Regions from separate parts of the Homo sapiens genome. Here all the other regions are linked to region 1. Evidence: read pairs that join two places in POLR2A ChIA-PET (ENCODE). Cell type or tissue: Caco-2. All regions are shown on one strand. Region 1 holds the start of LINC01275 (long intergenic non-protein coding RNA 1275). Region 2 overlaps LOC107985386 (a long non-coding RNA gene). Region 3 has its middle 87 kb from the start of LINC01271.

Region 1 (2,500 bases):
GTTTTTAAAATCAGAAAATGTCACATTGGTGCAATGCTATAATTTAACTTCTTTTCTTTCTTTTCTTTTTTTTTTTTTTTTTTTGAGATGGAGTTTCGCTCTTGTTGCCCAGGCTGGAGTGCAATGGCGTGATCTTGGCTCACCGCTACCTCCGCCTCCCAGGTTAAAGCAATTCTCCTGCCTCAGCCTCCCGAGTAGCTGGGACTACAGGCACACGCCACCACACCCAGTTAATTTTTGTATTTTTTTTTTTTAGTAGAGATGGGGTTCACCATGTTGGCCAGGATGGTCTCGATCTCCTGACCTCGTCATCTGTCTGCCTCGGCCTCCCAAAGCAGTGGGATTACAGGTGTGAGTCACTGCGCCTGGCCTATAATTTAATTTCTATCGTTCAGATTCAAATCTCGTTATTTATCCCAATTAGGAACTGAGACCCTTTTTTTTTTCTCTGAGTCTGCTTGCAAGGGACATCTCTTATTCTTAAACTAGTGACTATCAATGTCATTGCACCCCTTCTAGGGAGGTAAAATGTCCTTCTGCCCAAAGAGAAGAAAGTCAATAACACATAAAACCTGTTTAAAGAATCTGTGCTTAGAAATCCTCCTCGTAGGCCAGGCGCGGTGGCTCATGCCTGTAATCCCAGCACTTTGGGAGGCCGAGGCAGGTGGATCACCTGAGGTCAGGAGTTCAAGACTAGCCTGGGCAACATGGTGAAACCCCGTCTTTACTAAAAATACAAAAATTGGCTGGGCGCGGTGGCGCATGCCTATAATCCTGGCTACTCGGGAGGCTGAGGCAGGAGAATCACTTGAGCACAGGAGGCAGAGGTTGCAGAGAGCTGAGACTGCGCCACTGCACTCCAGCTTGCGCGACACAGCGAGACTCTGTCTAAAAAAAAAAAGAAAAGAAAAAGAAATCCTCCTCATCCTCATAGGCTCTGTACAGTTACAGCAATGGTTCTCAGTTGGGGGTGATTTTGACTCCCAGGGGACATTTGGCAATGTCTGGAGAAATTTTTGGTTGTCACAACTGGAGGTGGTGATTTACTGGCATCTATTGGGTAGAAGCCACGGATGCTGCTAAACATCCTACAGAGGACGGTTCCCCCGCTGCCTGACAACAAAGAATGACCCAGTCCAGGATGTCAATGGGGCCAAGGTTAGAAATCCTGACCTGTAAGTAAACTGAAGAGGCATGCCTTTTTCTGTTGCAATGGAGCTCCCGTGGATCTACAATTCACCCCAGCAATTCCATTTCCCCCCACCTATGTCACAAAATCCCACCTCTGTAGGCACAGGGAGGTCCAGCCAAGTGTGTTTAGGATCGCTGGAAACTGGAACCAACCTGCATGCCCGTTAGGAGGAGACAGATCAAGCACGTAGTCACGCTGCGCTGTGTTGCTTCCCTCCGCTTCTTTTGCTCCTGGGTAAATAGGGCGGGGGAGGTGAGATTGGAAGGATGCCAGGAATCTTGGGCCCAGCTGCTGCTTTATGACTTAGGGATATAACTGCTTCTGACTCATGCGTGCTTGGCTCTTTGTGATTATGTGCTGAGACACGTCAGCGGGAGGCTGCCCCGGAATGTCTCCCCATGCGAATCGAGGGTGGGGCCTCTGCTGAGTCACCTCTGGCTCCTAGAAGCCTGGCTCAGGGTCAGCTCATTTGAAAAGCGGCTGCCTTTTCTTCTTTTCTCTTCTCTTCTCTTTTTTTTTCTCTCTCTCTTTCATTCACATTATAGCTTGAGTCAGAACTTCATTCCTTTTTAAGGCTGAAGGACCACATTTTGCTTGTTTGTTCATGTGATCGATGATGATGGACACTTAGGTTGTTTCCACTTTTTAGCTATCGTAAACACTGTTGCTAATGGAATATGGGTGTACAAATATTTCTTCAAGATCTTGCTTTCAATTCTTTTGGGTATATACCCAGAAGTGGAACTGCTGCATCATATGGTAATTTCTGTGTTTAATTTGTTGAAGAACTGCCATACTGTTTTCCAGGTTGGCTGTTCCATTTTTAAATTTTATTTATTTATTTATTGTTTATTTGTTTATTTTTTTGAGACGGAGTTTTGCTCTTGTTGTCCAGGCTGGAGTGCAGTGGCGTGATCTTGGCTTATTGCAACCTCCGCCTCCCAGGTTCAAGCCATTCTCCTGCCTCAGGTACCCAAGTAGCTGGGATTACAGGTGTGCGCCACCATGCCCAGCTAATTTTTGTATTCTAGTAGAGACAAGGTTTCACCATGTTGGCCAGGCTGATCTTGAACTCTTGACCTCAAGTGATCCACCTGCCTCAGCCTCCCAAAGTGCTAGGATTATAGGCGTGAGCCTCCACGTCCGGCCTGGCTGTTCCATTTTATATTCCAACAGTGCACAAGGGTTCCAATTTCTCTACATCATCACCAACACTTATTATTATTATTATTATTTTGGAGATGGAGTTTTGCTTTGTCACCCAGGCTGGAGTGCGGTGGCGCTATCTCAGTTCACTGCAACCTCCGC
Region 2 (2,500 bases), 79 kb after region 1:
TGCAGGTCTGTGAGGCTCACTCTGCCTGTGTGCCAGCCGTTATCCCAGGCACCAGGACCAGGCACTGGGCCCCACTAATGAGAGAGGGAAAAATTTCTGTTGTCATGGAGCTCATAACCTGGCAGGGGGACCTAGAGTCCCTGAACCTTCCCAAGGCCAGGTGCCCCAGGAGGCCTGCTCCTCCTGGGCCTGCTGACCAGGCCAGCGGGGTGAGCGGAGGCACCCAAGCTTCCTTCGAGGCTCCGATGTCAGTGACCACCACATCTGGCTGGGCACCCACAATAATAATGGCTTACATTTGCATAAGACTCTGCCCGGGCTGATCCAGGACCCTTTCTCGGATGAACTCAGCATCTTCGTGGCAACCCTATGAGGAAGGCGAGGCAGCATGGCTCACCCTTTGTATGGATGGAGAAACTGAGGCTCAGGCTCACTGGACCATTCAGCCAGCAAATGGCAGAGGCAGGATTTGAACCCAGGCTGTCTGGTGCCAGGGTCTTCATTTCCTCATTCCATCCTCTGTGGATGGGGACAGCGGTGAGCGAGGTGGTTTATGCTGGCAACAGAGGCCCTGCTGGGGATTGAGGCTGGGAAGGGTGCGGGTGTGCTGGTGGCCCGCCAGCTGCCACCTGGGTTGGCCCTGCTGTGTGGCCCTGAGTCACAGCGCTGTGTCCTGGGAAGCTGGTTGTGCTCCGGGCACCCGTGGGGCCTGAGTCACAGCAGAGCACACCCTACCTTCCTGCCTACCTCCCACCTGGGCCCAGGGACAGGCAGGCCCTCTGAGCAGGTTCTTAGGCAGGCAGTCACATCTCTGCCCAACGTCAGGGGCAAGAAAGAGGCACCTGTGTGTGGCTCCAGAAGCACATTCCTGCTTCCTGTCACTGAGCCCAAATCCATCCTTCCAAGCTACCCTTTGGATGGATTAGCTGGCAGGTAAAGTACTGAGCTCCCCGTCACTGGGAGCATTCAAAGCAGGATAGCCTGTCAGGGGTGCTGAGAAGTGTTCCTGAATCAGGTAGGGCCTGCTGCTGGAGTATGTGAATTCCAATGCCCTAAACATGTGCTTATGTGCTAATTTTTGAATAGCTATGGTGAGCAAATGCTACAAAATCCAAAAGTAGAAAGGGGTATGGAATGAAAGGCAATTCCTCACTCTCTCCTTTCCCCAGCCTCTGACTCCCCCTCCTTAGAGGCAGCCACTGTTAACCTGCTATTTTGGCCAGAGTTAATTTATGTACATACAAACAAATATCTATGTTGTCCTTGCCTCCCTCCCACCCTTCCACACAAATGGTAGCCAATATGTTTCTTACAGTGTTCTGCTCCTCATTTTTTTTTTTTTTTAATTATTTGACAACTTATCCTGGAGACTGTTCTAGATCAGCACACAGAGCTGCCTCATTCTTCTTACCTAGCCACATGGTATTCTGGCCCCTTCCCTTTTAAAATCTATAACTGATTTGATTAAAGGAATTTTCAACCCTGAATTCTACATATTGGGATCTGCACTGTCCTTTGCTCTGGTGGTGGCCTGAGAACATTTTCAAAATTTGGCTGGAGACTATAAGCTCTTTCCACATCCGTGGGGATTTTTGTGTTCTGTTTTTAGTTGACTAAGGCGAGGGCAGCTTTTCATTCACAGCTCTCCACGCCAGGCAGGCACTGGTAATCCACTGGTGAGCCCCACGGGCATCAGCTCATCTGCCGACAGTGTGGCCAGGCTGTGGGAGGAGTATGTGGTGGCAGGGAGCCCAGAAGAAAGGGCTTCCTGTGTTTGTTTAAGTAAGGGGTTAGTGATGGCTCCTCAGAGGTGGGACTATTTGGGCAGGGCCTTAAGGGATGCATAGGAGTTCCTACGAGGAGAAGTATGGAGATGGGCTTGCCAGACAGAGGAAACTGCATGATAAGCGAAACTGCCTGGTAGATGCAGAAACTCCTACCAGCATCCACTTACTGAACACCTACTAAGTGCCAGGCACTGTACTACGTACTTTACAAGTCATTGCTGCATTTCAACTCTTGACAGTTGTAGGCTATTACTAGTCCCATTTTACAGATAGGTTAGTTGAGGTTAGATAGGTTAGAAAAGCCCAGTAACTTGCTCACAGCAACACAGCTACAAATATCGAAGCCTGGGTTTGAACCCAGGCGACTTGGGCTCTTGGCCATTCTACTATCCCACAAGGGTCAAAGGGTAGATGGCGAGGTCCCGAATGCTAGATCTTGACCTTTCAACCTTCCCAGCTCGGGTCCTGCCCCTGCTCAGAGGCCCTTAGTTGTTCCCCACTACTCCAGGACTCATCGGCCTGAGCTGCCCTCTCCCTCCAGCCAGGGTGGGCACCTGGGGCAGCATCAGCCTTTCTGGGTCTGGCTGGGTGTGCTGGGTGCTGCAGGAGGAGCCACACATGGTACTAATGGAGCCAGGGAGCAATTAGGGGGGCATATACCCTGGCCTGTGCCCACTGACCGGTTTTGGATGTAGTTGGAGATGGAACTGGCC
Region 3 (2,500 bases), 240 kb after region 1:
GGAAGAGGACCCCCATTCCATGTGGTCCCACTAGCCTACTGATTTATGTTGCCAATAGTTTATACCACATGGCTTTATAGAACATGTTTATTCAGCGGGGCACGGTGGCTCGCACGTGGAATCCCAGCACTTTGGGAGGCCGGGGCAGATCGCTTGAGGCCGGGAGTTTGAGACCAGCCTGGGCAACGTGGTGAAACCCCATCACTACTCAAATTACAAAAATTAGCCAGGCATGGTGGCACATACCTGTAATCCCAGCTACTCAGGAGGCTGAGGCAGGAGAATTGCTTGAACCCAGGAGGTGGAGGTTGCAGTGAGCCGAGATCGTGCCGCTGTACCCCAGCCTGGGTGACAGAGTGAGACCCTGTCTCAAAACAACAACAACAAAAGAACGTGTGTATTCATTTATTTTTCCTAGTCTAACTCCCCACCTGATACTCCTGTCCGCTCCATGAGAGGAGAGTTTCTGTGCATTTTTTTTTTTTGAGATGGAGTCTCACTCTGTCACTCAGGCTGGAGTGCAATGGCACGGTCTCTGCTCACTGCAATCTCCGCCTCCAGGGTTCAAGTGATTCTCCAGCCTCAGCCTCCCAAGTACCTGGGACCACAGGCACGTGCCACTACACCTGGCTAATTTTTGTATTTTTAGTAGAGATGGGGTTTCACCATGTTGGCCAGGCTGGTCTCGAACTCCTGACCTGTTAATCTGCCCCCCCTCGGCCTCCCGAAGTGCTGAGATTACAGGCGTGAGCCACCGCGCCCGGTCTACGTTTCTGTATGTCTTGATTGCTTTTTCATCCTCGGGTTCTAAAGCCTAGACAGGCACATGGTCTTTGTTAAGTAAATGTGTTGAATAAATGCATGTATGAATGGATTAGCACATAAAGAAATGAATGCATGAATGGATAGGTGCATGAATAGCTGGGCCCAACAGAATCAGTTAAGAGGCTTAACCACACACACACTCACACACACACACAGACACAAGCACACGCACACACAAACACACACACCTACATACACATACAGAGGTGCTTGAGCCCTGCTCCAAAAATAAAAATAAGAATCAACCCTTAATGATCACTTACTCATTAAGTATACCAGGCGCCACGTTTAGCCTGTGATGTAGGGCATTTCACTGAATCCTCATGACCACCCTCTGCGGTAGGGACTAATGCTATACTTTTTTCATATGTCAACCCTGAGGCTCAGAGAGGTAAAGTCACTGACCCCAGGTCACACAGCCAAGAGGTGGAGGAGCCAAAATTGAATTCAAGATCTATTTGATTCCAGAACCATGCCTGACCTTACTGGGCCAGCGGGGTCACCTCTGAATCAAGATTTTTAGGATTCCCCAGGTGATTCTGATGCACAGCCAGGTTGAGAACTCCTGGGCCAGAGCATTGAGGTTTGGGGGAGTCTGCTGGCTTTGGGACCAGCTGATCCAGCCCCTGTGCTGCCTCGCAGCCTGGTTCCTTATCTCTGACACAGGCGTGATGGCAGCGCCTACCTCAGGGGATTTCAGGAGGACCTAATGAATTAATCCACACAACGTGTTAAGCAGAACACAGTAAGCACTTCTCACAGCTCCCCTGGGTGCAGACAGATGCATTCCCAACCTCCTAGTGCAGTGCCTGGGACAAGCTGGAAAGGGCATCTCAGCAGCATTCGAGAGGCTATCGCATCTAAGAGTGAACGGGAATGCTATAGTAATTCCATCCCCCAGAAAAACATCTTGCAGAAATACTCGCACACGTCCACAGAGTTGTGTGCCCTACAGACCACGACAGTGTGGCTTGTGATAGCAAAAGCCAGGAAGCAGGCCCAATAGACATGTTTAGGGCAGGGCTCTCCACTTCAGCAAGGTGGACGTTTGGGGTCACATAATTCCCTGTTGTGGGGGCTGTCCTGGGCGTTGTGGGATGTTTAGCAGAATCCCTGGCTTCTACCATCTAGATGCCAGCAGCATGTCACTACTCCAAGTTGTGATGACAGAATATGTCTCCAAAATCGCTGAATGTCCCCAGCATTGCTGAATGTCCCCTGGAGGAAAAAAAAAAAATCACCCCATCCAAGTGGAGAAGTTTGTGACATGCCCAAGGAGATGGAACTCATATTTCAGCAAAGCTGTGACTTTATCCTGCACTAAGTCCCAGGTCACACTTTTCCTATTTGCTTTTTGTGGATTCCTTAGACTTTGCTCCATTCACAATCATGTGTTCTATGACTAGAGATAATTTCATTTCTTCTTTTCCCATCTGGCTGCCTTGGCACGTTTGAGGACAGAACTTGCACAACACAAATTGTAGCTCAAGTGGATTATGTAATCTGCACAGGGATGCTTTTTCGGGAAGTTAACTTTGTTCAAATATTGAAAATTCGTAAAATAGAAGAATATGAATTTTTTTAATGGGACCACCCACAGAGGGCAATTTTCTCACAGTTTGCTCGTCTGAGTAGCTTTCTCCATTTTGAAATTTTATTATAAAGTTGCAATCAC

Evidence for each region. ChIA-PET counts read pairs that join two places held together with the same protein. Peaks named below come from ENCODE experiments on the same cell type or tissue, not always from the same donor. Only the 100,000 strongest peaks of a DNase experiment are listed, where the experiment ranks them.
Region 2: POLR2A ChIA-PET joins it to region 1 with 5 read pairs; 2 of 35 experiments call an interaction of 5 or more read pairs at or near these places.
Region 3: POLR2A ChIA-PET joins it to region 1 with 7 read pairs; 4 of 35 experiments call an interaction of 5 or more read pairs at or near these places.

Annotation. Positions count from the first base shown.
Region 1 is chr20:50,164,686-50,167,185 of GRCh38, forward strand. It overlaps LINC01275 (long intergenic non-protein coding RNA 1275), which reads right to left and starts at 1,515. Exons shown (of 2, transcript NR_183899.1): 1 at 1,345-1,515. RefSeq lists an enhancer at 857-2,056. In Caco-2, no CTCF peak of the experiment used is centred here; a DNase peak (open chromatin) is centred at 1,536; H3K4me3 peaks cover 1,099 bases.
Region 2 is chr20:50,243,938-50,246,437 of GRCh38, forward strand. The region is part of intron 1 of LOC107985386 (a long non-coding RNA gene); the gene reads right to left. Among named protein-coding and RNA genes, the nearest start is that of PELATON, 22 kb to the right of the region's middle. In Caco-2, no CTCF peak of the experiment used is centred here; no DNase peak of the experiment used is centred here.
Region 3 is chr20:50,407,465-50,409,964 of GRCh38, forward strand. No RefSeq gene overlaps it. Among named protein-coding and RNA genes, the nearest start is that of LINC01271, 87 kb to the left of the region's middle. In Caco-2, no CTCF peak of the experiment used is centred here; no DNase peak of the experiment used is centred here.